5 separate regions of the Homo sapiens genome follow, and regions 1, 2, 4 and 5 are each linked to region 3. A link is a contact called in ENCODE Hi-C or POLR2A ChIA-PET data. All regions are on one chromosome and are shown on one strand. Each heading gives the region's core, a stretch centred on a gene start or an enhancer-like site at or near the end of the contact. The rest is flanking DNA. Distances are from core to core; before and after follow the strand shown.

Region 1 (5,565 bases), core at 3,066-5,565, 430 kb after region 3:
GGATGGTGGAAAGCCTGAGGGACAAGAAGAGGGAATGAGGCCGGGTGTGGTGGCTCATGCCTGTAATCCCAGCACTTTGGGAAGCCGAGATGGGCGGATCACCTGAGGTCAGGAGTTCGAGACCAGCCTGGCCAACATGGTGAAACCCCATCTCTACTAAAAATACAAGAATTAGTCAGGCATGGCGGCGGGTGCCTGTAATCCCAGCTACTAGGGAAGCTGAAGCAGGAGAATCACTGGAACCCAGGAGGCAGAGGTTGCAGTGAGCTGAGATCGCACCACTGCACTCCAGCCTGGGCGCCTGGGCGCCTGGGCGGCAGAGCGAGACTCTGTCTAAAAAAAAAAAAATGAGGAGGGGATGAGAGGCTCAGGGGAGACAGGTGGCTGGTGGGGGCGGGGGAGTGGGAAACTGAGAGGCCAGAAGGCAGGGAAGACAGAAAGCTGGAGGTGGGATGGAAAAGGAGGCCAGGGGATCAGAAAGGGGGATGGCAGGGAAGACTGAGAGGACAGGAGACTGGGGGTATAGAAAGTCGGGGGACAGGAGGTGGGGAGGTGGAGGCCAGGTGATAGGAGGCTGAGTGGGGTGGGAGAGACTGAGAGAATGGGAGGCTGGGGATCAGAAGGAGAGGAGGGGGATGAGGGTAGGGGGATTGTAGAAGGGGAGGGGAAAAGGGCAGGGAAGTGTGGGGAGGGGACAGAGCTTGCGGGGATGGGTGGAGGCACAGATAGGGGCATGGGAGGTCAGGGGCCAGGCAGGGAGTGCAGGTCTAGGCTGCACTGTCCCCTCAGCAAGAAGTTCCTGTGGGAGGAGCTGGAACTGGTGCGGGAGGAGGTGACCTTCATCTATCAGAAGCTCCGTGAGTTCCTGGAGCCCACAGCCGGTGTGTGGGGAGGGGGTCCTTCTTCAGCCTTTGTCCGCCTGAGCCCCCTCCCTCCACAGAAGCGCAGGAGGATGAGATCTCAGAGAACTTGGTGAACATTCAGAAAATGCAGAAAACGCAGGTGAAATGCCGCAAAGTGAGTGGAGGAGATGGGGACCCTGGGGAGGAGTGGGAGAGGGAGGGATGGGGATTTTGGCCAGCCTCCACCATGAGATTGGAGCCTGGGTTCAAATCTCAGCTCTGCCACTCACTGCTGTGTGACTGTGGGCAAGTCACTTGACCTCTCTGAGCCTCAGTTTCCTCATCTGTATAATGGATGTAATAATAACTCATCTTGGCTGGGCGCGGTGGCTCACGCCTGTAATCCCAGCACTTTGGGAGGCTGAGGTGGGTGGATCAGAAGTTCGAGACCAGCCTGGCCAACATGATGAAACCCCGTCTATACTAAAAATACAAAAATTAGCTGGGTGTGGTGGCAGGCACCTGTAATCCCAGCTACTCAGGAGACTGAGGATGGAGAATGGCTTGAACCTAGGAGGCAGAGGTTACAGCGAGCCGAAATCGTGCCATTGCACTCCACCCTGGGCGACAAGAGCAAAACTCCCATCTTAAAAAAAAAAAAGAAAAAAGAAAAAGAAAAAGAAAACTCATCCTGTTGGGTGCTGTGGCATGCCTGTTATCTCAGCACTTTGGGAGGCTGAGGTGGTTGGATTGCTTGAGGCCAGAAGTTCAAGACCAGCCTAGGCAACATGGCAAAACCCTGTCTCTACAAAAAACAAAAAAAACAAGAGGGTGTGGTGGCACATGCCTGTAGACTTAGCTACTCAGAAGGCTGAGGTAGGGGGATCACTTGAGCCTTGGAGGTTCAGGGTGCGTTGAGCCCTGATAGTACCATTGCACTCTAGCCTGGGCGACAGACTGAGACCCTGTCTCAAAAAAGAAACAAACACCAAAAACAAAAACAAAAAACAAAACAAAAAAAAACACTCCTCCCTACCTGATCAGGTGTCTGTATTAGCTGAGTACTGTGCACTTGAATGCAGTCTGGCATATAACAAGTGCTATATAACAGTCACCTTTTACTATTATCATTATTATTATTTATTTTGTTTTCTTTTTTGAGACGGAGTTTCCCTCTTGTTGCCCAGGCTGGAGTGCAATGGCGCGATCTCAACTCACTGCAACCTCTGCCTCCTGGGTTCAAGCAATTCTCCTGCCTCAGCCTCTCGAGTAGCTGGGACAACAGGCGCCCGCCACCACGCCCGGCTAACTTTTTGTATTTTTAGTAGAGATGCGGTTTCACTGTGTTAGCCAGGATGGTCTCAATCTCCTGACCTCGTGATCTGCCCGCCTCGGCCTCCCAAAGTGCTGGGATTACAGGTGTGAGCCACCGCGCCTGGCACTATTGTCATTATTATTATGACTGCTGTTCTCTCATCCCTCCCCACCCCAGATCCTGACCAAGATGAAGCAGCAGGGTCATGAGACAGCCGCCTGTCCGGAGACTGAAGAGATACCGCAGGGAGCCAGTGGCTGCTGGAAGGATGACCTCCAGAAGGAACTGAGTGATATATGGTGATGCCCAGCCTGCAGTCTGACCCCTGACCCTCCTCTGAACCCGTTCCCCCAACGGGATCTGGCAGTGACCACCAGAACCTGGAGCCCACCTGAGTCCAGACTTCCCTCACCCCCTAGGACTCACCCCACCACGGCCCCCAACCTTAGCTGTACTGCTGTCTACACCCTGAGCAGTGTGGAGTCTCCCAGCGCCCCCAGCTCCTTGTCTTCTTGCAGGTCTGCTGTGCACGTGCTGCAGAACTCCATAGACAGCCTCACTTTGTGCTCGGGGGCCTGTCCCAAGGCCTCGAGCCTAAGAGGTGAGGGAGGCTGAGAATTGCTCAGGGGTGGGAGGTCATTGTCTAGCTTCACAGGGAGGCTATGTTCAGAGAGCCTATTTGGGAGTCACATCTGATGGGTGTTATTCTATGGTCACATTAAGTAGTGTTCTGGGGTCACATTAAGGAGTCACTGGAGGTTTCATCCAGGAGTCATTCATGGTCACATTCAGAGTCACTTGGATCTTATATGAGTCCATGGGGACTCCACACAGTGGCTCATGCCTGTAATCCTAATATTTTGGGAGGCTGAGGTGGGAGGATTACTTGAGTCTAGGAGTTTGAGACCAGCCTGGGCAACACAGTGAGACCCCATCTCTCCAAAAAATTTAAAAACTAGCTGGGTGATGGTGCACCTGTGGCTGAGCACACCTGTAGTCTCAGCTACTCAGGAGGCTGAGACAGGAGGATCGCTTGAGCCTGCGAGGTTGAGGCTGCAGTGAGCCATAATCGTGCCACTGCACTCCAGTCTGGGCAACAGAGCGAGACCCCATCTCTAAAAAAAAAAGTGTCAATTGGGTAAAATGCAAGGGTCATTGAAGTCATAATTTGGTGTCACACTGGATCACATTCAAGGGAATTGGGGGTCATGGTTTAAGTATCAATGAGGTATACTATGAAGGGACACAGGGCCTATATTTGGGGGTTACTTGAGGGTCACATTCAGGGAACCTGTCCCTCCTGCAGGCCACAAGGGGCACCAGTGCCTGAGCCCTCCACTCCCCTCCTGGGACTCTGACTCCGACTGTGACCAGGACCTCTCCCAGCCACCTTTCAGCAAGAGCGGCCGCTCCTTCCCACCCGGTGCAGATCCTCCCCAGTCCCCCCCTCCACCCATTTCCCTCCTGACCTGCCCTTGACTCCCACAGTCTAGACCCTCAGAACAGGCCCAGATCCTGATCTGGGCATGCGGTCCCTGACCTGCAGCCCCGGAGTCCCCTGGACCTGGCCAGGCCCTGACCCACCCTCTCTCTCCACAGCTTGAGCAGCCGGGACTGCTCTCCCTGAAGACCCCTCCAGAGAGAAAATAAACTAGCCCAGACCCTCCTCTAGCCCCGACTGTTAGTCTTGCTGCTTCCTGTGCCTAGGAATCCCCCTGCCCTCCTAGTTTACCCCTCATTGTTGGGGGGGAGGGGTGTAGAGACCCCAGGGGTCATTCGGGATGTGTGGGCTTGGAATCAGGGGACATCTGAAGCCAGATTTAATATATGACAAGGCAAGGAGTCATTCTGTCCAGACACGAGCAGCCAGACAGACTTCCACACTGGCCACAGAGCCTTCCTTTCTGGGGGGCCCTGGCGAATGGGGAAACTGAGGCCCAGAGAGGGAGAGGCGCGGCCCAGGGACATACTCTGAAGCCCCTCCCTCCTATTACCCTCGGAGCCCCGCCCACCCCAGGGTCCTCCCTCTCTACTTCCATTCTTGGTTCCTTCCTACAATCGATGCTAACACGCCCCGCCTCCAAGATCACGGAGGCCCCGCCCCACGGGGCTATGCAAATGAGACGCCCGGAGGCCCCGCCCCTCCCTCCACCTCGGAGTCTGCGCGGCGCGGCCAGGCCCGGCCGACCGCGTCTCGGTCTTCGCGTCTGCCAGCCTGGCTGGCAGTCCGTCTGTCCATCCCGCCGCGCCGGGGCAGTCTAGGCGGAGCGGGGGCTCAGGCGGCGGCGGCCTCGACGCGGTGAGAGGAGGGGGTGGGGGCGCCCCTCATCCCCTCCCGTGGGCTTCCCACCCCCGGTGTCGGTCTCCGGTTCCTGAGGGTTGGGTCCCTCTGGGTCCAGCGCGGGGAGGGGCGGGGGAGGGGAGGCGGCGAGCTGGGGGAGGGGACCGGGCTGGGGGAGGGGACCCCGGGCCGAGGAGCCAGCACCGGTGGTGAGGGCGGCTGTGGGTAACTGTGATTGTGTGGTTGTCATTGTGTGTCTGTGTGTGGTTGTGTAACTGTCATCGTGTGGCTGCATGACTGGGATTGTGTGGTTTCGGGAGGTCCGCGGGTGTGTGTGTGTGTGTGTCACTGTCATTGTGCGGCTGTCGTTGTGGGTGTCACTCTGATGGTTTGTGTGTGTGTGTCTGGCTATGCTGTGACTGCCATTGGCCCCCCGTGTGGCTGCTGTCTCTGTGTGTGACTGTCTTGGTGTTCGTGTGGTTGTGTGCATAGGACTGTCATTGTGTGGCTCCTGTTGTGTGTTCATTCTGATGGTGTGTATGTGTGTGTGGCTGTGGTCGTGCGCTGTGCACCTTTCTTGTGTGGCATTGTGAGTCTGTGTCATGGTCCATGGATGTGGCCATGTGGTTGTAGATGGCACCTTGTCTCTCCCCTGTGACTGTTGGTGTGAATAAGAGACTGTTAGTGTGTGTGTGGCTGTCGCTGAGTGCCTTGTAATTGGGGGTGTGACGCTGTGATGAGTTCTGTGACCCCCATTGTGTGCGGTGACTCTTTTCTGTGACTCTTAAGTGTGTTGCAGGCCTGACTGTGTGTCCCTGACTGTAGCGGTGTGGGGGCTTGTGTGGGACTGTGATGTGTGTAGGGTCTCCTGACATGTCTCTCTCTGTTTGGCCTGGGGTGGGGGTGGGGACTTGTTTGATCTGTTTGGTGTCTCTGACAGGCTATGAGCCCACTGTGTGTGAGTATGCAGTGACATGTGTTGTGTGTGTTGGACACCTGTCTGAACAAGGGGGCCCCTCTTGTTTACTGCAAAGTGGCGCCCAGCACAGCGCCTGGAAGTCGGCAGGTGCTCGGTCTTCACTGTGGGATGGGTGAACGCTATGCCATGGTTGTGTGTGTGTGTGTGT
Region 2 (5,513 bases), core at 756-3,255, 430 kb before region 3:
CGGGCGTGGTGGCTCACGCCTGTAATCCCAGCACTTTGGGAGGCCGAGGCAGGCGGATCACAAGGTCAGAAGATCGAGACCATCCTGGCTAACATGGTGAAACCCCATCTCTACTAAAAATACAAAAAAATTAGCCGGGTGTGGCGGCGGGCGCCTGTAGTCCCAGCTACATGGGAGGCTGAGGCGGGAGAAAGGCGTGAACCCAGGAAGCAGAGCTTGCAGTGAGCCGAGATCGCACCACTGCATTCCAGCCTGGGTGACAGAACAAGACTCCATCTCAAATAAAACAAAAAAAAGATATTCTCATACTTCGGCCTCCTGAGTAGCTGGGATTACAGGCACCAGCCACCACGATGGGCTAATTTTTTGTATTTTTAGTAGAGATGGGATTTCACCATGTTGGCCAGGGTGGTCTCAACCTCCTGGCCTCAAGTGATCCCCCTCCTCGACCTCCCAAAATGCTGGGATTACAGGCATAGGCTGCTGTGCCCAGACGTGAGTTACGTTTCAAAAGGAGTGGGGGATCTCCAAGTGGCTCCCCACAAGTGGATCTGCAAGTTCTCACTCCCCTCTTTCTGGGACTCAACTCAAAGTCTCCTCTTCCCTGTTTTATTGTCATCACTGCGCTTGTCAGGAACTGAAATGACCTCCTTTGCTTGTCTGTTGATCGACTGTCTCTCGTCCCCGGCCCCAGCGCCTCAAATGGCAGGGAGACCTATGTAGGTCGGCGTCGGGCCAACCCTCTCCTGTGCCTCTCGCCTGGGGCCTGGCACTGCGCAGGGGTCAATAAACGGGTGGTTGGCTAACTGCCCTGCCACCGTGCCTGCCAGAGCGGCCTCCTCCACCCTCCCTGGGTGCCACTCGGCCCCCACTCTGGTGCCAAGGCCCTGGGTTTGCCTCTTGGTCTTTGGCCAATCGGTCAACAATGCCCCTTGGGCACCGGGCACTTCCCCCACCCTACAAAGCGGCAAGTGGGCGACTGCGCATGCCCCTCCTGAGCCTCCACCAGGCCCAGTGAGGCGAGGAAGTGACCCCACCGCGGCCTCTCGGCTGCCAACCCCAGAACGCAGATCGAGCCCCTCAACGCCTCGGAGCCCCCGGGCCTCCTTCTGCGCAGCGCCTCCTGGTTCTCTCGCTCGGTTTCCGCCGCTCCCGGGCCACCCCAAGAGTTGCGCCGTCCAACAAAAATATCCACCCAGGTCGCGCCCTCCTGGCCCTCCGAGTCCTGGCGGGGAACTCGGAGGCGCCCTGGGCCGTGGCGCCCGTTTTCCTGGTCTCCGGGCACGGCCGCAGGGGCGCTCGCGGCCCGCGATGCCCGCAGCCCGGGCACATCCCGCCTCACTCACCCCGCCATGGCCGCGCTCCGGCTCCGCCTCCACCGCCCGAGCCCCGGCGCCTCCATCGCTGCGCGTGGGGGAGGCGCGGAGCGCGCGCAGGTCACCATGACTAAGCAGAGCCGGGCGCCCGCCGTGTCACAATAAAAGTCCCCGGGCCCTGGCCTCAGGCGGTAGGGACCGCTGAGGGGCCGCTCCCCACCCCCGCCCACGCCTGCTGTCGCCCAGCTGCGCGGCCACCACGGCGCCCAGCATGGCGGCGGGGCGGGGGCACGCGACCCTGAGCGCGCTTAGCCGCGTGGTCCGAGTCGCGGGGAGTCTGAACCCCGAGTTCCAGGCCTGCGCGCCCCGGCCCGCACCAGGGGTGGGGTGGACACCCCTCCCCGTCGCTGCTGCCCAAGCGCTCACCTCAGCCCCCAGGTCGCCTCCGTAGGGGGTCCCTCGGGGTGGGGATGGCCGGGGCGCGCAGGGGCTCCGGGCACAGTGATGCCACCCGCGCACTGCGCTTCCGGGAAGCCGGGGGACCGCGACCCAGTCCAGGAGATTCCTGCCTTACCTTGGCTGTAGGGGACCCGCGGGCGCCTCCGCCGTCGGGGGGCCTCGGCTCCAGGGCTGCGTGGCCTGCGGGGTCTTGGTTGTCGGTTGGGGAGCGGCCTCGGGACGCCCGAAAAGGAGGCGGGGAGAGGGCGGAAAGGGCGCGGCGGGAAAGGAGCGGCGATTCTCCCGCCCTTCCCGCAGGTGCCCGGCGCCCGTCGGCGAGGAGTGGGGCATCGGGCGGGGGCGCACAGCCAGGCCCCCCTTCTCACTGTCCCTTCCATCTCCCGATTTCGTTGCTGGATGTCTCCTCGCGGGGCTGCGCGCCACCATCTGCTATTCTCCTTTTAACAACGCACAGCGCCGGCCTCGTGGTCCGGCGGCCGCAGGATCTAGGGAAAATTATCTACCTCGCTAGGTTTTCTTTTCTTTTCTTTTCTTTCTTTCTTTCTTTTTTTTTTTCCTTTAGAGACAAGGTCTCGCTCTGATCTGCACGCCCAGGCTGGAGTGCAGTGGCGCAATCGCGGCTCACTGCAGCCTTGAGCTCCTGGCCTCAAGCGATCCTCCCACCTCAGCCTCCTGAGTAGCTGGGACCACAGACAGGCGCCACCACACCCGGCTAATTTTTAGTTTTTGTTTGTTTGTTTGTTTTTCTGTAGAGATGGGGTCTCGCAATGTTGCCCAGGCTGGTCTTGAACACCTGGGTTTAAGAGATCCTGACTCCATTGGCCTCCCAAAGTTCTGGGATTATAGGTGTGAGGCGCTGTGCCCAGGCCTCAGGTTTTCCTTGTCTTTTTTTTTTTTTTTTTTTTTTAATTGAGACAGAGTCTCTCACTGTCACCTGGGCTGGAGTGCAGTAGCTCGATCTTGGCTCACTGCAACCTCCGCCTCCCGGGTTCAAAAAATTCTGCCTCAGCCTCCCGAGTAGCTGGGATTACAGGCGCCCGCCATCATACCCAGCTAATTTTTTGTATTTTTAGTACAGATGGGGTTTCACCATGTTGGCCAGGATGGTCTCAAACCCCTGACCTCATGATCCGCCCGCCTCGGCCTCCCAAAGTGTTGGGATTACAGGCGTGAGCCACCGCGCCCGGCCTTCCTTGTCTTTATTTTTGATTTACTTCCTATCAAGAGGCGTGTGGCACCCGTCTTTGGGGGGTTCAAACCCTGGATCTGCCTCTTACCAGCTCAGTGCCCGTGGGCGCTTACTTAGTTCTCTATGGTTCAGTTTCCTCTCTATAAAAAGTAATAATATAATAGCACCTACCTACCAGATTATCATTAAGACTAAATGCGGGGCCGGGCGCGGTGACTCACACCTGTAATCCCAGCATTTTGGGAGGCCGAGGCAGGCGGATCACGAGGTCGGGAGATCGAGACCATCCTGGCTAACATGATAAAACCCCGTCTCTACTAAAAATACAAAAAATTAGCCGGGCGTGGTGGCGGGCGCCTGTAGTCCCAGGTACACAGGAGGCTGAGGCAGGAGAATGGCGTGAACCCGGGAGGCGGAGCGTGCAGTGAGCCAAGATCACCGCACTGCACTCCAGCCTGCGCCACAGAGCGAGGCTCTGACTCAAAAAAATAAATAAGTAAATAAAAAATAAAAATATTAAATGCGAATGCTGGCTCCCAAGAGACAGAAACCATTGCTATTTTTCATGACTGGGGATACTGATTTGTCATGCACACCGTTTATCATGTAACGTTAACTTTTAAATAAATGTATGTAAGTTTATTTTAAAGAATTCATCTAGGCTGGGTGCGGTGGCTCACATCTGTAATCCCAGCACTTTGGGAGCCGAGGTGGGTGGATCACGAGATCAGGAGTTCAAGACCAGCCTGGCCAACATGGTGAAACCCCCATCTCTACTAAAAATACAAAAATTAACCGGGCGTGGTGGCGGGCGCCTGTAATCCCCAGCTACTCGGGAGGCTGAGGCAGAGAATTGCTTGAACCCGGGAGGCAGAGGTTGCAGTGAGCAGAGATCGCGCCACCACACTCCAGCCTGTGCAACAGAGTGAGACTCTGTCTCAAAAAAAAAAAAAAAAAAAGAAAAAAAAAGAATTCATCTAAATTTCATCCAAATTATAATTATTTTTAAAAGATAGAGAGGCCAGGCGCAGTGGCTCATGCTTGTAATCCTAGCACTTTGGTAGGCCAAGACGGGTGGATCACCTGAGGTTAGGAGTTCGAGACCGGCCTGACCAATATGGTGAGACCGCCGTCTCTACTAAATACAAAAAATTAACCGGGTGTGGTGGTGGGTAAGTGAAGGTTGCAGTGAGCCGAAATCCTGCCATTGCACTCCAGCCTGAGCAACAGCGCGAGACTACGTCTCGAAAGGAAAAGAAAAAAAAAAAAGATAGATGGGATTTCGCCATGTAAGTGAATAATAAATGGAAACTCTAGGCCCCTGGAGCCTCCAGGGTGAATTTGAAAGATTGAACGTCCTGGCTCAGGGTCTGGAAGGAATCACGTGTAGGGCTACGTTGGAGTTACCCCGCTACCCCAAATCCTTGTTGCGTGTAGATGCAGTTCCAGACAGCTCCTCAGGGGGGCGGCCTAGATAGTCCGTGAACACGCTGAGTGGCCGAGGTTGTAACCAGCGCCTTCCTGGCACGTTGCAGAAAACAACCTCTCTAATATCTCTCAAAATCAAACCTACAGGTCCAGTGAGCCAGGTGCTTGTAGAGATTTATCCAAGGTGCACTCGCACACATACAGGAGGAAGCATGTGCACACATTCATTGCATTATAATGCATATCATGGCAAAAGGACTGGATCCCATTCACATGTCCCTCTGTAGAGCCCTGGCTTAATCAGTGGTGGCACATCCTTGCTAAGAAATACTATGCAGCCAGTTAAAAGGAGCAGTACATTTACTGTATGGATATGTACCTAGATCTTCTATTTTTTCTTTTCTCTTTTTCTTTTTCGATTTTCATTTATTTATTTATTTATTTATTTATTTATTTTTGAGACGGAGTCTCGCACTGTCACCCGGGTTGGTGTGCAGTGGTGTGATCTTGGCTTGCTGCAACCTCTGCATCCCGGGTTCAAGCGATTCTTCTACCTCAGCCTCCCAAGTAGCTAGGATTACAGGTGCCTGCCACCATACCCAGCTAATTTTTTGTATTTTTAGTACAGACAGCGTTTCATCATGTTGGTCAGGCTGGTCTTGAACTCCTGACCTCGTGATCCTCCCGCCTCGTCTTCCCAAAGTGCTGGGATTACCGACGTGAGCCACTGCACCCAGACTCTTTTTTTATTTTATTTATTTATTTTTCTTTTTTTGAGACAAGGTCTTGCTCTGTCACCCAGGCTGGAGTGCGGTGGCACAATCATAGCTCACTTCAGCCTTGACCTCCTGAGATCAAGTGATCCTGCTGCCCCAGCCTCCCAAGTAGCTGGGACTACAGTCACTCACTACCACACCCAGCTAACTTCCCCCCACCCTTTTTTTCTTTCTTTTGTAGAGCTGGGGCTTCACCATGTTGCCCAGGCTGATCTCGAACTCCTGGGCTCGACGGATCCTCCCTACTTGGTCTCCCAGAGTTCTGGGATTACAGGTGTAAGCCACCACGCCCCACCTCTTTTTTTTTTTTTTTTTTTTTAACAGGGTCTTGCTGTCACCCAGGAT
Region 3 (5,475 bases), core at 2,013-4,512:
TCGTTTCTGGAAGCCTCTTTTCCTAGGTCTCCCCCACCCCTCCTGTTGCCAACAAGGCTCATTCCCTCACCCTCCTCAGGGAGGCCTGCCCTGCTGCACCCTGCAGAACTGCAGGGCCACTCCTCCTGTCTGCTCTGCTGCTCTCTACCCGCCACCCTCTGCAGTCCTTCATGTCTCTGTCTCCCTGAACAGCAGGTAAGTCACACTGTCTGAGTGACTGATTTGTCCGCAGCTATACACTGGCATCTGCAACTCAGGCCACACTTGTTGAGTGATCCATCAAGGAACCAAATGCACAACCTCACTCACCATACAGATCCGGCCGATTCCGCAGATGGTGCCGCACAAAGTTGTGGCCAGGCCGGGGCAGCAGTGAGCCTTTGATCCGGTCCAGGACCTGGGGGCAAGGCCAAGGTCAAGGATGGAAGTCTGCCAGGAGCTTCTCCCTTGTCCTGAGAGGCTCCTTCCCTGCTGACCTCCACCCTTCTCTTTCCATGCCCCACCTGAAAGAACTCAGCCTTTCCCTCTCTTTTTTTTTTTTTTTTTTTTTGAGACAGAGTCTTGCTCTGTCGGCCAGGCTGGATGGAGTAGTGGCATGATCTCGGCTCACTGCAACCTCTGCCTCCCGAGCTCAAGCAATTCTCCTACCTCAGCCACCCGAGTAGCTGGGATTACAGGCGTGTGCCACCACGCCTGGCTAATAGTTGTATTTTTAATAGAGACGGGATTTCACCATGTTGGCCAGGCTGGTCTCGAACTCCTGACCTCAGGTAATCCACCCACCTCGGCCTCCCAAAGTACTGGGATTACAGGCGTGAGCCACCGTTCCCAGCCCCCTCTTTTTTTTCCCTCTTTTTTTTTTTGTTTTGAGACGGAGTCTCGCTCTGTCACCCAGGCTGGAGTGCAGTGGTGCCATCTCGGCTCACTGCAAGCTCCGCCTCCTGGGTTCACACCATTCTCCTGCCTCAGCCTCCCAAAGAGCAGGGACTACAGGCGCCCACCACCACCCCCGGCTAATTTTTTGTATTTTTAGTAGAGATGGGGTTTCACCGTGTTAGCCAGGATGGTCTCGATCTCCTGACCTCATGATCCTCCCACCTTGGCCTCCCAAAGTGCTGGGATTACAGGCGTGAGCCACCGCACCCGGCCTCAGCACCCCCTTTTTCTTTTTGAGACAGAGTCTCACTCTGTTCAGGCTGGAGTGCAGTGGCACGATCTTGGCTCACTACCACCTCCGCCTCCCAGGTTCAAGTGATTCTCGAGCCTCAGACTCCTGAGTAGCTGGGACTACAGGTGTGTGCCACCATGCCTGGCTAATTTTTGTATTTTTAGTAGAGATGGGGTTTCACCGCGTTGGCCAGGCTGGTCTCCAACTCCTGACCTCAAGTGATCCACCGCCTCGGCATCCCAAAGTGCTAGGATTACAGGCGCCGACCACTGCACTTGGCTAATTTTTCTATTTTATTTTATTTTTTATTTAATTTTATTTTATTTATCTTATTTTATTTTTGAGACAGAGTCTCATTCTTTTTGCCCAGGCTGGAGTGCACTGGCACGATCTTGGCTCACTGCAACCTCCGCCTGGCGGATTCAAGCGATTCTCCTGCCTCAGCCTCCAGAGTAGCTGGGATTACAGGCGCCCACCACAAAGCCCGGCTAATTTTGTTGTATTTTTAGTAGAGACGGGGTTTCACCATGTTTGGCCAGGCTGGTCTCAAACTCCTGACCTCAGGTGATCCACCCACCCAGGCCTCTCAAAGTGCTGGGATTACAGGCATGAGCCACCCCGCACCCGGCAGTTTTTGTATTTTTGGTAGAGACGGGGTTTCCCCATGTTAGCCAGGCTGGTCTTGAACTCCTCAGGTTATCTGCCCACCTCGGCCCCCTTAAGTGCTGGGATTACAGGCAGGAGCCACTGCGCCCAGTCCATCTTTGGTCTTCTGCATATGCTGTTCCCTGTGCCTGGAACATATACTCCTGCTTCCCTACCCTATTCCCCAGGGAAGCCTTCTGTCTCCTTTAGGTCTCAGCCAATTCCTCACCTCCCCCAGGAGGCCTTTCTCTAACCCACCAGATTGTGTGTGTCCCCTGTGTTCCCATAGTCCCGATCCATAACCAGTCCCACCATAACCCTTTGAGAGCACCACAGTTCGTTCACCAGCACCCACCATCACCAGCACCCTGCCCAGGGGAAGAGTGGCTGAACCCTGAGCATAACTCTGAGCCCCATCCCACCTGCCTCCCCAGCCTGACCTGTGAGGTGTCCACGTCAAAGAAGCTCTGATAGTAGCTGAAGGTCCAGAATCCCGGCTGCTGCTGCTGCTGCTGCTCCTGCAGGAGCTGCACATTGCGGGCATTCAGTGCCTGCCCGGAGAGCCTGGGTCAGCTGGGGGCTGCAAGGAGGCAGGACACAGGGACTCACCGCGGCCTTGTCACTCTCCTCCTCCACCTCATCCTCGGCTCCATAGCTGCCACCTGAGCCCACGGCCACAGCCACGTGCCCTTGTGGGGTCAGCTGATCGCTTCTGCTGGTGGTGGCTGCATCTGGGGTGTCAGCCAGAAGATTAGTGGCCTCCTCGAATTCTGTGGAGGAGGTATATGGGACACACGCACGTTTGAGGGGTGGAAAGAACTCGACTGGGCCCAAGCTAAACCGATGCTCATCTGGGGGCGGAGGCTCTGCTGAGCCATTGATCTCCCCCAAGGTGGGGCCCAACTTCCTCAGTTTGGAGGCATCCGGAGGACATCTGTTCCCTTCCTCCTAAAGTGGAACTGCAACTTAGGGTTGACGCTGGGATGGGGTCAGGGTCTGGGGACGAGAGGCTCGGGTTTGAGGTCTGAGTTCAGGGCGGGGGCGGGGTTCGAGTCAGAGATGGGTCTCACTCCTGGGTCAGGGTTCACAGCCGCCTAGGCTTCGGGGTAGAGAAATTGGAAGCCGTATCGGGGGGAGGTTCTGGCCCGGGGCGGGAGTGGGAGATCCGGCCACGTCGGGGCCGCACTCACCATGGAAGGTCAGCTCGTCGGCCGATGCCATGGTCGTTCAGGGGCGTCTCCGCATCCCTCGCTGAGGACAGAGACCGGTCAGGCACACTTCCCCCCCGCCCCCGAGCCGGTCCCTCGGCCCCCAGCCCTACCTGGCGACCAACTGCACCCACGGAGGCTTGAACTCGTCGTCCCGTCCCCACAGGTGCGCTCCGCCCCCCCTCACCTGAGGCCACCTGGGCCGGCGTGGCTGGGGCTCTCTGCGCCTGCGCGTCTCGCCTACCCGTCAGACTCCAACCGACTCAGACCTGACAGCAACATCCGGCGCCTGTCCTCTTTCTATCCTCTCCCGTTGGGAAGCCACTTCCGGTAAAGTTGGCGCTTGCGCAGAAGAGACTCCCGGGCTCTTAACGTCGGGTATCAGGAGTTTCTTCCCGGAGCAAGGACCCCCAAGACGGAAGAGGATGGCCGCGGCGGCTCTGAGGAGATTTTGGTCCCGGCGCCGCGCAGAGGCGGGCGACGCGGTAGTGGCGAAGCCGGGAGTGTGGGCGCGGCTGGGTGAGTAGCGGCGGAAGGCGGCAGGGTGGGTGGCCGCCGCGACAGGGTGGGTGGCCGCCGCGGCCGGATCACTCTTACCGCGCTCCTCTCCCCTCAGGGTCCTGGGCCCGCGCGCTGCTCCGGGACTACGCCGAGGCCTGCAGGGACGCTTCGGCGGAGGCTAGGGCCCGGCCGGGGCGCGCCGCTGTGTATGTGGGTCTGCTGGGCGGCGCGGCGGCCTGCTTCACGCTGGCGCCCAGCGAGGGTGCCTTCGAGGAGGCGCTGCTGGAGGCGTCGGGGACCCTCCTGCTGCTGGCGCCGGCCACCCGCAACCGCGAGTCCGAAGCCTTCGTGCAGAGGCTGCTCTGGCTGCGGGGCCGTGGCCGCCTGCGCTACGTCAACCTGGGGCTCTGCTCGCTGGTGTACGAGGCGCCCTTCGACGCCCAGGCCAGCCTCTACCAGGCGCGTTGCCGCTACCTGCAGCCCCGCTGGACCGACTTCCCCGGCCGGGTCCTGGACGTGGGCTTCGTGGGTCGCTGGTGGGTGCTGGGGGCCTGGATGCGCGACTGCGACATCAACGACGACGAATTCCTGCACCTGCCGGCGCATTTGCGGGTGGTCGGGCCCCAGCAGCTGCATTCCGAGACCAACGAGCGGCTCTTCGATGAGAAGTACAAGCCTGTCGTGCTCACCGACGATCAGGTGGACCAGGCGCTGTGGGAGGAGCAGGTCTTGCAGAAGGAGAAGAAGGACAGGCTCGCCCTGAGCCAGGCCCACTCGCTGGTGCAGGCGGAGGCCCCGAGATGAAACCCTGAGGCCCCCGAGTCCTGGCAAACTGCTTGCCTGGGGTGGTGCAGTTCTGAGTGTGCCTCACCTGCAGAACAGCTGAGACAGATGATGTGCAAAGTGTTTTCTCACTGGATTTGCACAAGTTTGGGGAGCCTTTCTGCCCCCCGTCTTTGTTCTTTATTAGCTGAAGCTAATTCAGAGCCACCTGGGTCCGGGAGTTGGGGACAGCAGAACGACTTGACACATGTTCATCACTGGCAGAGCTGGTCATGAGCCTTTTATATAAGCCTTTTTCATCGGGCCTCAGAGGCCCTCCTTAAGGAGGTACCACATTGGTCAGCTGACTTGCAAACTCTTCTAAGGCCACTTAGATTTTCTTTTTCAAGTTTGGGTTGTGGCCTGGCATGGTGATGTCTGTAATCCCAGCAGTTTGCAAACTGAGGCAAGAGAATCGCTTGAGGCCAGGAGTTTGAGGCCAGCTAGAGTGACATAGCAAGACTCCGATGCTACAAAAAAGAATAATAATAGTAATTAACTAAATAAAATTTGAGCTGAAATGTTTTTATTCTATGACCTATTCTCTCTCGTTTTTTTTTTTTTTTTTTTTGAGACAGGGTCTTGCTCTGTTTTGCCTGCTGGAGTGCAGTGGTGCAATCTCGGCTCACTGCAACCTCTGCCTCCCAGGTTCAAGTGATTCTCCTGCCTCAGCCTCCTCAGTAGCTGGGATTACAGGCCTGTGCCAACATGCCTGGCAAATTGTTGTATTTTTAATAGAGATGGGGTTTCACCATATTGGCCAGGCTGGTCTTGAACTCCTGACCTCAGGTGATCCACCTGCCTCGCATTTCCAAAGTGCTGGGATTATAGGAGTGAACCACCACACCTGGCCTTTCATTTTGATAAGTAACATTTTTGCCATTCCCAGCTCTTTGGAAGGCTGAGGTAGGAGGATTGCTTGAGATCAGGAGTTCAAGACCAGTTTAGGTAAAATAGTGAGAGCTTTCTCAAAAACTAAAATATTTGGAAGGGTAAAGCAGGCAAATCATTTGAGCTTAGGAGTTCAACACCAGCCTGGGCAATATGGCAAAACCCCGTCTCTACAAAAAGTACAAAAATTTACCAAAGGTGTTGAATGAGAATTGAAAATATGTATACATAGAAAAATTA
Region 4 (5,276 bases), core at 1,432-3,931, 510 kb after region 3:
CGGCTAATTTTTGTACTTTTAGTAGAGATGGGGTTTCACTATGTTGGCCAGGCTGGTCTCAAACTCCTGACCTCAAATGATCCGCCCACCTCAGCCTCCCAAAGTGCTGGGATTACAGGTGTGAGCCACCTCGCCCAGCCATGATTACCTCTTAATAATATCAACAAAAGCAATAATAATAGCTTACACACAAGGATTCTGCAACCTCAGGATGACCAACAACTGGGCCGAATAATTATTTGCCGTGGGGTGCTCTCCTGTGTTTTGCAGAATGTTGGGCAGCATCTTCAACTCTGCCCACTAGATGCCAGTGGCAGACACACACCCACAACAGACATCCATGCCACCATGCCCGGCTAATTTTTTGTATTTTTAGTAGAGACAGCGTTTCACCGTGTTGGCCATGCTGGTCTCAATGTCTTAGGACATTGCCAAATGGCCCCTGTGGGGCAAACCAACCCTTTTCCAACAAGAACCACTGGTTTACACCTTATGGTACTTTGCTATGTGCCAGGCACTGTTCTAAGCACTTTACACATTTCAGGTACCTATGTTGTACTGTTACTATCCCCATTTCACACATCGAGAAACTGAGAACAATTAGGTTACTCTTAGTCCCCCAAGGTTGGACAACTATTATGCAGAGCCAGGATTCCAACCCAGAAAATCTGGCTCTAAAAATCTATGCTCAGGCCAGGTGCAGCGGCCCATGCCTGTAACCCCAGCACTTTGGGAGGCTGAGGAGGAAGGATTGCTTGAGCCCAGGAGTTTGAGACCAGCCTGGGCAGCATAGTGAGACCCCATCTCTACAAAAAGTAAGAAAATTAGCCAAGCACAGTGGTGTATGCCTGTAGTCCCAGCTACTCAGGAGGCTGAGGTGGAAGGATCGCTTGAGCCTAGGAGGTCAAGTCTGCAGTGAACTGTTATCCAACCACTACACTCCAGCCTCAACAGCAGAGCAAGACCCTGTCAGAAAGAAAGAAGGCTGGGCGCGGTGGCTCACACATGTAATCCCAGCACTTTGGGAGCCAAGGCCGTGGATCACTTGAGATCAGGAGTTCGAGACCAGCCTGGCCAACATGGTGAAACCCAGTCTCTACTAAAAATATAAAAATTAGGTGTGGTGGCACGCACCTATAGTCCCAGCTAGTCAGGAGGCTGAGGCTCGAGAATCGCTTGAACCTTGGAGGCAGAGGTTGCAGTGAGCCGAGATCATGCCACTGCTCTCCAGCCTAGGCGACAGAGCAAGACCCTGTCTCAAAAAACAAAAAACAAAACAAAAAAAAACGCGGGTGCAGTGGCTCACGCCTGTAATCCCAGCAGTTTGGGAGGCCGAGGCGGGCTCACGCCTGTAATCCCAGCAGTTTGGGAGGTCAAGAGATTGAGACCACCCTGGCCAATATGGTGAAATCCCTCTGTACTAAAAATACAAAAATTAGTTAGGCGTGGTGGCGTGTGCCTGTAGTCCCAGCTACTCAAGAGGCTGAGGCAGGAGAATCGCTTGAACCCGGGAGGCGGAGGTTGCAGTGAGCCGAAATCGTTCCACTGCACTCCCACCTGGCAACAGAGTGAGATTCTGCCAAAAAAAAAAAAAAAAATAGAGAAAATAAATTACAAGAAAGTATGAAGTACAGTTCAGTCGGTTCTGAACCCATGAGAAGTTTTAAGAGACAGAGAAGGAAAAACATGAACTAAGTATGAGTTTTTGCCCAGAAACGGTTTACCTAGACTCATGCTGGAGAAATACCTTTGTCACACCATGAAGATTGGATGGGCACTGTTGACCCCTGACCCTCTGTACCCTCTGGAGCCATCTTACCTAACAGTTGTATCTTTTTATGTAACTCAGCCACCTGAGAGTGCACAGAGGGCTTCCCTGCACCTCTGTGGAAGGATCCTCCCTTGGAACGGCCTGGGGTCCACGCCTGGGCTGTGCCCTTGCCTCGGAGGTGGCTGGGTTTGCCCGAAGCCTCCCTGCCCTTGACCCTGGAAGAGGGCGTCGAAGCCTGGTCCTGAGGAGGCAGGGCGTTGGCGGAGGCCGCCCTGCACAGAGGAGATGTCATGATGGGGTTGGGGCTGAAGGCCCCTAGGGGTTAGGGGGATAACTAGGAGTCAGTCGCCCCTGTCAGGGATCCGTCAGCTCGGATTCCTAGGGCTCTGAAAAATGCACTTTCCGACCGCTAGGTGGTTGCGCTCCGCATCTCTCGGTTGCCAGGTAACCGCCTCCCCGTCTCTCTCCACTGTTTCCATGGAGATCACCCGCGTTCCGTGGCTGACACTGCGTTCTCATTGGCTGAGGCTGCATAGAGGGGCGGTCCCAACAGTGGGCGGGGTAGAGCCGCGCCGCAGGACGGAGGGTCTGGACACTTTGGGGTCACGTGCTCATTCCGTTTCCCTACCTCCCCCAACCTTATCCCGCCCCTGGGGGTTCGCGGGCATTTTTCAGGAACTTTCTTTCCGGCTTGAGAAGCCGCCACTCCCAAGATGGAGGTACGCTGCGCCGCCATTAAGAGCTAGCCCTCAGAACTATCCTCTCTAAGGTTTCACAGTCCTGCCCAAGATGGCCGTCTCGGCTCTGGCACCGCCCCCACTCCTGCCTCTCCCAACATGGCGACCCTGAGTCTCCGTTCCCGGTGCGGAACGTACGACCGGAAGTGACGGGGTCCAGAAATTTCCGCTTTCTTTCTGCAGCAGGAACCGCGGCTGCTGGACAAGAGGGGTGCGGTGGATACTGACCTTTGCTCCGGCCTCGTGTAGGTGTGAACGAGCGGGTGGGAGGGCACCTCAGTTTCTTACAGGGGGCAACCGGAGGGTGCATGTGTGGGTGTGGACGGCGGAGGCTGTTAATCCCTTTGGTCTGTTGGCGGGAATTGGGTCACAATTGGGCACAGGGAGCGGAGGTTTTGAGATCTTGAGATCCTCGCCATTGATTTGAGCAAAGTGAGACTGGCCAGGATTGGGGAGATCGCTGCCCCTCGCCCCCATATCGGAAACAAAGTGAGGCCTCATTGCCTGGAAGCGATGGAGGAATCCAATTGGCTGGAAGTAGCCCTCTCCCACTGACCGGGATCCGCTTTCTTCCTGCAGCGTGAAGACACAGCGCATCTCCCCGCTGTAGGCTTCCTCCCACAGAACCCGTTTCGGGCCTCAGAGCGTCTGGTGAGATGCTGTTGCCGCTGCTGCTGCTGCTACCCATGTGCTGGGCCGTGGAGGTCAAGAGGCCCCGGGGCGTCTCCCTCACCAGTGAGTCCTCCTGTTCACCCTCCCGCCAGGCTGGAGGTGGGAGGGGCCAACATTGGGCCTTAGGGATAGGCATTTACAGCCTTTTGACTCAGTTTCCCGGTAGTGCTCCGCTGGTGGGGATGGGAGGACAGAGGTGGTATTTGGTGGAGAAGGCGCTTACCTGCCCTGGGCTGAGCTTCCTGTACCCCGCAGATCATCACTTCTACGATGAGTCCAAGCCTTTCACCTGCCTGGACGGTTCGGCCACCATCCCATTTGATCAGGTCAACGATGACTATTGCGACTGCAAAGATGGCTCTGACGAGCCAGGTGAGCCTTTTCTCTGTTCATCCATCAGATGTTTATTGAACACTGCTCAGTGCCAGGCCCTGTCTGTGTGACCAAGATACTACCTCTGCTGGCTCCCCTTTGAGTGGGCAGAAACAAGCTCAGAAGTCAGTGGTCAGTGTTATGGCCCCGGGCAGCTGGAGGAGCCCAGAGTCGTCCTCCTCCCAAGCCTCGGGGTCAGAGAAGGCTCCTCCAAGGAGGTGAGGTTTCAGTTGAATCCCGAAGGTGCTGCAGATGGAGGGGTCAACACGGGCAAACCCCTAGAAGTGGGAGACAGGGTGGGGCCAAGAGCAATCCAGCAGGAGACAGAGGTGAAGGGAGACCCTGGCTTTTTGTTTTTGTGTGTTTTGAAGAGACAGGGTCTTGCTTTGTTGCTGAGGCTGGAGTACAGTGGCATGATCGTAGCTCACTGCAGCCTGGAACTCTTGGGCTCAAGTCATCCTCCTGCCTTGGCCTCCCAAAGTGCTGGGGTTACAGGTGTGAGCCACCGTGCCTGGATGAGACCGTGTCTTTGGTTTTGTTTTTGTTTTGAGACGGAGTCTTGCTCTGTTTCCCAGGCTGGAGTGCAGTGGCGCCATCTCGGCTCACTGCAAGCTCCGCCTCCCGGGTTCACACCGTTCTCCTGCCTCAGCCTCCTGAGTAGCTGGGACTACAGGCACCCACCACCACGCCCAGCTAGTTTTTTTTTGTATTTTTAGTAGATACAGGGTTTCACTGTGTTAGCCAGGATGGTCTCGATCTCGTCACCTTGTGATCCACCCGCCTCGGCCTCCCAAAGTGTTGGGATTACAGGCGTGAGCCACCGTACCTGGCCTTGTTTTGTTTTGTTTTTAATTTTTTTTTTTGAGATGGAGTTTCACTCTTATCGCCCAGGCTGGAGTGCAGTGGCATGATCTTGGCTCACTGCAGTCTCCACCTCCCGGGTTCAAGCGATTCTCCTGCCTCAGCCTCCTGAGTAGCTGGGATTACAGGCACATGCCACCACATCCGGCTAATTTTTCGTATTTTTAGTAGAGATGGAGTTTCATCGTGTTGGCCAGGCTGGTCTCAAACTCATCACCTCAGGTGACCCACCCGCCTCGGCCTCCCAAAGTGCTGGGATTACAGGTGTGAGCCCCCGTGCCAGGTGGAGACCCTGTTTTGAAGGGCCTCAGTGAGAAGAGGCAGGAGGCGGCACTGGAGAGCTTTATTTCGAGCCCTGGCTGTGCAGTGTACAACTCTTTCCTTCCTTTGGTTTCCTTTCCTTTCTTGTGCTGTGTGCAGTGTGGGTCAGGGGCTCTTATCTGTGGATGGATGGGACATGTCTGTCCCTGAGCTGACTCCGAAAACCTTCCCTCCCTTCTTCCTCACAGGCACGGCTGCCTGTCCTAATGGCAGCTTCCACTGCACCAACACTGGCTATAAGCCCCTGTATATCCCCTCCAACCGGGTCAACGATGGTGTTTGTGGTAAGTGAAGATGCACCAGGATTCTGGAAAGGTGGTAGAGGGAGGGAGGGAGGAGGCACTGCCAGGTCTGATCTTGGCTTCTGCCTCTGCCACAGACTGCTGCGATGGAACAGACGAGTACAACAGCGGCGTCATCTGTGAGAACACCTGCAAGTACGTGGGTGACAGTACCCCTCCCATCACCCCACCCCAAGACTTTGCCTGGCTCCACCCAGTGAATCGGGCCCACTCTCTCTTCTGCTTTTCTGTATCGGGTTC
Region 5 (5,852 bases), core at 1,043-3,542, 360 kb before region 3:
TCTCTGAGCACAGCCGGCCAAGGCCACCAGCTTCTAGGCTCCCTGGAGGTCATGACTTCACTCTTAAATGCTCTGCCCTTGGGTCTCGTCTGAGGCCCCAGCAGCCTGAGGCGCAGAAGAAACTGAACCGTTTAGGTGGCTGTGGCCTGCAGGAGCCCTTCTCTGTCCAACACACCAAAAGGAGTGAGAAAAACAAATGAGAAACGTCCCCCAAACACTCACACCCCCAAAACCAACACCTATAAGCCACAAACTGTGCTCCTCCCCTACTGCAGCAGTGGGCAGGAGAAACAAGAAGAGAAAGTGTTTCTTCCCCTCTCTTCTGATACATAACCCCACGGGGTTCTCTTGCTGGAGAGGGTGACCCCAGATCACAGCGGGGCCACCATGTGGCCCTGCAGGATGTCCACGAGGTCCTGAGCCCCTCTCTGCAGTGCCAGCTCCAAGGGTGTGAGACCCCTGGCGTCCCTGCGATGGAGATCAGATTCAGCTGCCAGAAAGCTGACCACAGCAGTGTGACCCTCTTGAACTGCCAGATGGATTGGAAGTGCCCCGGTGCCATCAGGCACGTTGACATCAGCCCCGTGCTCCACTAGGACCTTCAGGGTGTCCAGGAATCCAGTGCGGGCTGCGTCATGGACTGGACTGGTACCGGAGGTGTCCTGGACATTGGGGCTGGCACCTTGCTTCAGCAGCTCCAGGGCGATGGCGGTGCTGCCAAACATCATGACCTGTGTGAGGGACAGAGGATCAGGAGGTCCTCAAGGGAGGAGGTTCCACAAAAGGGGTCACTGGAAAGAGAAGGGTCATCCAGAAAGAGGCATCTCCCAGAAACAGGAAATGCTAGAGGAGGGGTCCTCTAGTGAACGGAGAAGCTGCATAAGCCCCCAGGAAAGTTCTTCTGGGAATAGGGACCCCCCCCAAAAGCTGGTCACTCCCTTAAGAATGAGACCCCCCAACCCAGAGAACAGCCCCCCATGGAAACTTTCAAGGAACCTAAGACTCTCCCCCAAGGGACCAAAGACGCCCCCAGATATGGGCAATCACCAGGAAACAGAAAATCCCCTCCAGGAAATGGGCCCCCAGAGATGGAGAACTACCCCCAAAGAATTGATAGTCCTCATAAGGGAAAAAAGATGTCAAAGGAAAGCGAACCCCTTCTCCAGGAAATAGCCTCCTCCTACATAATGGTGATGTCACCTCAGAGTACCTGAGAGCTCCTTTCAAGAAGCGGGATTCCAAAAGTAATAATAAAAGAGAAACGAGACTTCCCTGTAAAATGTCTCCCAGGGAATATAGGGATGTCTTGCAATCTGACATTGTTCCTCCATTGGGGCCCCCATACTATATCAAGGATCCGCATAACCTTTAGGAATGAAGACCCCACCCCCAAGTAACCAGATTTGTCTCAGAGAGCCCCCTACAAAATGAGGAACCCCTAGAGACAGGACCTCTCCTTCCAGAGATCGGATCTCCCCATAGAAGCCCCAAGAAACGTGAGCCGTCCCCATGGAAACGGCATCCAAAGGAGCTGAACCCGCACCCACGGAATAAGAACCTCCCCAGGGAAAGTGAATCCCCGGCACTCAGAGAACCAGGAATCCTCCCAGAGAAGATGCTAAAAAGCTCTCCCCTCCCCCCACAACCTAGCCTCACCCACCACCCACCTTCGAAGGGGGACTGTGGGGGAACAATGAAAGCCTAGAGAAGAAGGACCGGTTCCCAGTGGGTCACCACCAGGGCCAGGAGACCAGAGAGGAGCTCTGGGGTCTCGATCCTCATCCCGCTTAGCCGCCCCGCCCCAACCTGGACCGGCCCGGCCTCACCTGCAGCGCCGTCTTGCCGAAGCGGTTGAGGGCGTCGGGATGCACCAGCTCCCGGTGCAGAAGGCGGCGCACCTCCTGCACGTCGCCCCGGGCCGCCGCCCCACTCAGCCGGTCGCCGGCGCGAACCTCCTCCAGCAGCATGTCGACACTGGCGGCCTGCAAAGCCCCCCGCCCCGCCCCAGCCCGGCGCTGTCAGCGCGGAGCAGCCGGCGGGCGCTGGCCCGAACAGCCCTCCCGGGGCGCGGCCGCGGTGCACCCGGCTGCGCTGCTCTCCCGTCCCGGCTCCCCAGCCCGAGACCCCGGCCCTCCCGGCGGGCTCCTCCCCCTGTCAGCCGGAGGACGGCGAGGGGCTGGGAGCCGGGCCCAACCCTCGGCCGCCCGCGGGGCCCTGCCCGGCGCCCGCCCCTTGGGGGCCGGGTCTCCCCCTAACTCACCCTCCCTCCTCCTCGCCGGGCGGGGTCTGCTCTGAGCCTGCGCCGCCGCCGCCGCTGAGGCAGCCGCCAGGGGGCGGAGCCAACGTGCTCCCGGCCACGCCCCGAACGCAACTGATTTGTTTTCTTACAAACTCGCTACTGTGTAGCGGCACCGCGTTGCCCGGCGCGCGACCTTACGGCGTTCCGCCCACAGGGCCTGCATAACCAGTGGCTGCGCGTCGCCGGGGAAACTTCGGGCTCGGCGTGAAACGCGTCGCTCCTGATTGGTCAGAGTGTGGCAACCGGTGGACCGCCGGCAATGGCGGGGTTTTCGGTTTTCAAATGAACCCGGCAGGCGGGAAAGAAGGCTGGTTTAACTGACCCAGGGAGAAAGGTCAGGGGCAGGGTCGCGCGGGCTGCTCTGGGACCTCGGCGCCTCCTGAGGGAAGGGAGGCAGGGCTGGAGCCACCCAATCCGAGGTTCCACTACTAATAGACATTCATTGGCCCTTACTACGAGCTGGGCGCTTTATTTCATTCATTTATTCATTCACTGTGTGCAGGGAGCGTCCTGGGAGCTGGACGCGCACATTCAAACAACCAAATAATATTAGATAGTGTCAAGCACCGTGAAGAAAGGGAAACGGAGAGACGGAGTGGATGAGGAAGGGATCACCCTGCCGGGCTCAGACTGAGCCAGCAGGAAAGGAGCCTGCAGCTGCCACGTGGGAAGGCCTGAGAGGACATAGTCGCAGCCAGACAGGGACTCAGAGGTCTTCGTTCAAATATTTACTTAGCACCTCCTAGAGGGGCCCGAGTGGAGAGCACGCCAGTCGGCCCCTGCTGCAGGGACACCTATGGTCTGGGGCCAGAGACAATAGTTAATTTTTATTTATATATGTATTTATTTTTGAGTCAGGGTCTCACTCCTGTCACCCGGGCCGGCGTGCAGTGGCGCGATCACAGCTCACTGCAGCCTCGACTTCCCGGGCTCAAGTGATCCTCCTGCCTCAGCCTCCCGAGTAGCTGGGACTACAGGGCGCACCACCACGCCCGGCTAATTTGTGTTTTTAGTAGATATGAGGTTTCACTATGTTGCCCAGGCTGGTGTTTTTTGTTTGTTATTTGTGTTTGGCTTTTAAATACAGATTTTTTTTTTTATGTTGGGGTTCTTGCTTTGTTGCCCAGGCTGGTCCCGAATTCCTGGGCTCAACGGATCCTTCTGCCTTGGCCTCCAAAAGTGCTGGGATTACAGGCGTGAGCTCCTGCTCTCCGCCAATAGTTAAATCTTTTTAGAGTGGTAGAGGACTGACCAGATGAGCCATTGAAACGGAAAGGCAAAAAGCCGGGCGCGGTGGCTCACACCTGTAATCCCAGCACTCTGGGAGGCTGAGGTGGGCGGATCACGAGGTCAGGAGTTCAAGACCAGCCTGACCAACATGGTGAAACCCCGTCTCTACCAAAAATATAAAAAATTAGCCGGGCGAGGTGGCGGGCGCCTGTAGTCCCAGCTACTCGGGAGGCTGAGGCAGGAGAATGGCGTGAACCCCAGGGGGCGGAGCCTGCAGTGAGCCGAGATTGCGCCACTGCACTCCAGCCTGGGCGACAGCGAGACTCCGTCTCAAAAAAAAAAAAAAAAAAAAAAAAATTAGCTGCGCCTGGTGGCACGCACCTGTAATCCCAGCTACTCAGGAGGCTGAGACAGGAGAATCGCTTGAACCCAGGAGGCGGAGGTCGCAGGAGCCGAGATCGCGCCATTGTACTCCAGCCTGGGCAACAGAGTGAGACTCTGTCTCAAAAAAAAAAAAAAAAGAAAAGAAAAGAAAAGAAAAAGAAACGCAAAGGCAGGGAGGGCCTCCCTGAAGAGGTGACATTTGATTTGAGACCTAAAGGTGAGGGAGGGAGACTTGTGGTTATATGGGGAAAAGCACACCAGCTGGGAGGCACAGCAGATGCTAAGGCCCAGAGGTGAGAGCGTGCCTGGTGTGGTACAGAGCAGGGGAGAGCAGGTAGGTGGGGTATCAGGATGGCAATTGTGCAAATCAAGCCATGGCTTTTTTATTTATTTATTTATTTTAATTTTTTTTTAATTTTTTTTTTGAGACGGAGTCTCACTCGCCCAGGCCAGAGTGCAGTGGCGCTATCGCGGCTCACTGCAAGCCCCGCCTCCCGGGTTCACGCCATTCTCCTGCCTCAGCCTCCCGAGTAGCTGGGACTACAGGCGCCCGCCACCGTGCCCGGCCTTTTTTTTTTTTTTTTTTTTTTTTTGAGACAGAGTCTTGCTCTGTCGCCCACGCCCGACCAGGCCATGGCTTTAATAAGATAGGAATGCCGAGCGAAGTGGCTCACACCTGTAATTCCAACATTTTGGGAAGCTGAGGCGGGTGGATCACCTGAGGTGGGGAGTTCGAGACCAGACTAGCCAACATGGTGAAATCCCATCTCTATTAAAAAATACAGGCCGGGCGCAGTGGCTCACGCCTGTAATCCCAGCATTTTGGGAGGCCGTGGCGGGCGGATCACGAGGTCAGGAGATTGAGACCATCCTGGCTAATACGGTGAAACACCGTCTCTACTAAAAATACAAAAAATTAGCCAGGCGTGGTGGCGGGCGCCTGTAGTCCCAGCTACTTGGGAGGCTGAGGCAGGAGAATGGTATGAACCCGGGAGGCGGAGCTTGCAGTGAGCCGAGATCACGCCACTGCACTCCAGCCTGGGCGACAGAGCAAGACTCTTGTCTCAAAAAAAAAAAAAAATTAAGCCAGGCGCGGTGGCTCACGCCGGTAATCCTAGCACTTTGGGAGGCCAAGGCGGGCGGATAATGAGGTCAGGAGTTTGAGACCAGCCTGACCAACATGGTGAAACCCCGTCTCTACTAAAAATAACAATAATTAGTGGGGCATGGTGGCGCACGCCTGTAATCCCAGCTACTCAGCAGGCTGAGGCAGGAGAATCGCTTGAACCTGGGAGGTGGAGGTTGCAGTGAGCCGAAATCGCGCCACTGCACTCCAGCCTGGGCGACAGAGCGAGACTCCGTCTCAAAAAAACAAAAACAAAAACAAAAATTAAGCCAGGCGCAGTGGCTCATGCCTGTAATCCCAGCACTTTGGGAAGCCGAGGCGGGCAGATCATGAGGTCAGGAGTTCGAGACCAGCCTGGCCAACATGGTGAAACCGGTCTCTACTAAAAATACAAAAATTAGCTAGGTGTGGTGATGGGCGCCTGTAATCCCAGCTACTCGGGAGGCTGAGGCAGAAGAATCGCTTGAACCCGGGAGGCGGAGGCTGCAGTGAGCCGAGATCGCACCACTGCACTACTCCAGCCTTGGCGACAGACTGAGACTCCGTCTCAAACAAAACAAACAAACAAACAGACAAAAAAAGCCAGGCGTGATGGTGGGCGACTACGACTATAATCCCAGCTACTCGGGAGGCTGAGGCAGGAGAATTGCCTGAACCTGGGAGGCGGAGGTTGCAGTGAGCCGAGATCGCGACACTGCACTCCAGCCTGGGCTACAGTGAGACTGTCTCAAAAAAAAAAAAAGAAAAAAGAAAAAAGGAAAAAAGAAGCGATGCTAACACGCGCCCTCTAGCGGCTACTGGGGGAACAGACCG

The links. A loop is a pair of places that touch in the nucleus more often than their neighbours do. ChIA-PET counts read pairs that join two places held with the same protein, here RNA polymerase II (POLR2A). Pooled maps may share reads with other maps.
Region 1: a loop to region 3 is called in a pooled map, with 4 times the contacts of the local background. The contact joins the promoter of PLPPR2 here to the promoter of YIPF2 in region 3. A Hi-C loop is called at or near these places in 1 of 168 maps with a recorded cell type or tissue (naive thymus-derived CD4-positive, alpha-beta T cell) and 9 of 50 pooled maps. POLR2A ChIA-PET finds 5 or more read pairs at or near these places in 1 of 52 experiments (PC-3).
Region 2: a loop to region 3 is called in a pooled map, with 7 times the contacts of the local background. The contact joins the promoter of KEAP1 here to the promoter of YIPF2 in region 3. A Hi-C loop is called at or near these places in 5 of 50 pooled maps. POLR2A ChIA-PET finds 5 or more read pairs at or near these places in 2 of 52 experiments (HCT116 and HEK293).
Region 4: a map with no recorded cell type shows a loop between it and region 3 (10-fold over the local background). The contact joins the promoter of PRKCSH here to the promoter of YIPF2 in region 3. A Hi-C loop is called at or near these places in 1 of 168 maps with a recorded cell type or tissue (PC-9), 3 of 37 single-sample maps with no recorded cell type and 11 of 50 pooled maps. POLR2A ChIA-PET finds 5 or more read pairs at or near these places in 2 of 52 experiments (H1 and WTC11).
Region 5: a map of CD4-positive, alpha-beta T cell shows a loop between it and region 3 (4-fold over the local background). The contact joins the promoter of CDKN2D here to the promoter of YIPF2 in region 3. A Hi-C loop is called at or near these places in 2 of 168 maps with a recorded cell type or tissue (CD4-positive, alpha-beta T cell and naive thymus-derived CD4-positive, alpha-beta T cell), 2 of 37 single-sample maps with no recorded cell type and 6 of 50 pooled maps. POLR2A ChIA-PET finds 5 or more read pairs at or near these places in 2 of 52 experiments (activated CD8-positive, alpha-beta memory T cell and activated naive CD8-positive, alpha-beta T cell).

Annotation. Positions count from the first base shown.
Region 1 is chr19:11,351,117-11,356,681 of GRCh38, forward strand. It overlaps PLPPR2 (phospholipid phosphatase related 2), which reads left to right and starts at 4,316. Exons shown (of 10, transcript NM_001393892.1): 1 at 4,316-4,456. CCDC159 (coiled-coil domain containing 159) reads left to right here. Exons shown (of 11, transcript NM_001080503.3): 6 at 790-857; 7 at 941-1,017; 8 at 2,335-2,456; 9 at 2,676-2,758; 10 at 3,464-3,580; 11 at 3,757-3,828. The coding sequence ends at 3,761. RefSeq lists a silencer at 4,136-4,585 and an enhancer at 5,228-5,565.
Region 2 is chr19:10,501,351-10,506,863 of GRCh38, forward strand. It overlaps KEAP1 (kelch like ECH associated protein 1), which reads right to left and starts at 2,006. Exons shown (of 6, transcript NM_203500.2): 1 at 1,891-2,006. RefSeq lists enhancers at 492-741, 718-1,273 and silencers at 1,112-1,391, 1,402-2,021.
Region 3 is chr19:10,925,377-10,930,851 of GRCh38, forward strand. It overlaps YIPF2 (Yip1 domain family member 2), which reads right to left and starts at 3,263. Exons shown (of 10, transcript NM_001321439.2): 1 at 3,135-3,263; 2 at 3,004-3,064; 3 at 2,423-2,583; 4 at 2,254-2,340; 5 at 310-397. The coding sequence starts at 3,034. It overlaps TIMM29 (translocase of inner mitochondrial membrane 29), which reads left to right and starts at 3,435. Exons shown (of 2, transcript NM_138358.4): 1 at 3,435-3,540; 2 at 3,638-4,878. The coding sequence starts at 3,447. The coding sequence ends at 4,326. RefSeq lists enhancers at 1,894-2,596, 2,597-3,297 and silencers at 3,511-3,790, 3,831-3,880.
Region 4 is chr19:11,432,954-11,438,229 of GRCh38, forward strand. It overlaps PRKCSH (PRKCSH beta subunit of glucosidase II), which reads left to right and starts at 2,682. Exons shown (of 18, transcript NM_001289104.2): 1 at 2,682-2,753; 2 at 3,088-3,243; 3 at 3,436-3,552; 4 at 4,923-5,018; 5 at 5,114-5,171. The coding sequence starts at 3,165. ODAD3 (outer dynein arm docking complex subunit 3) reads right to left here and starts at 2,168. Exons shown (of 13, transcript NM_145045.5): 1 at 1,820-2,168. The coding sequence starts at 2,063. RefSeq lists enhancers at 2,287-2,786, 2,360-2,769, 3,020-3,239.
Region 5 is chr19:10,566,687-10,572,538 of GRCh38, forward strand. CDKN2D (cyclin dependent kinase inhibitor 2D) reads right to left here and starts at 2,293. Exons shown (of 2, transcript NM_001800.4): 1 at 1,827-2,293; 2 at 1-731. The coding sequence starts at 1,967. The coding sequence ends at 372. RefSeq lists enhancers at 513-1,020, 1,460-1,629 and a silencer at 1,910-2,559.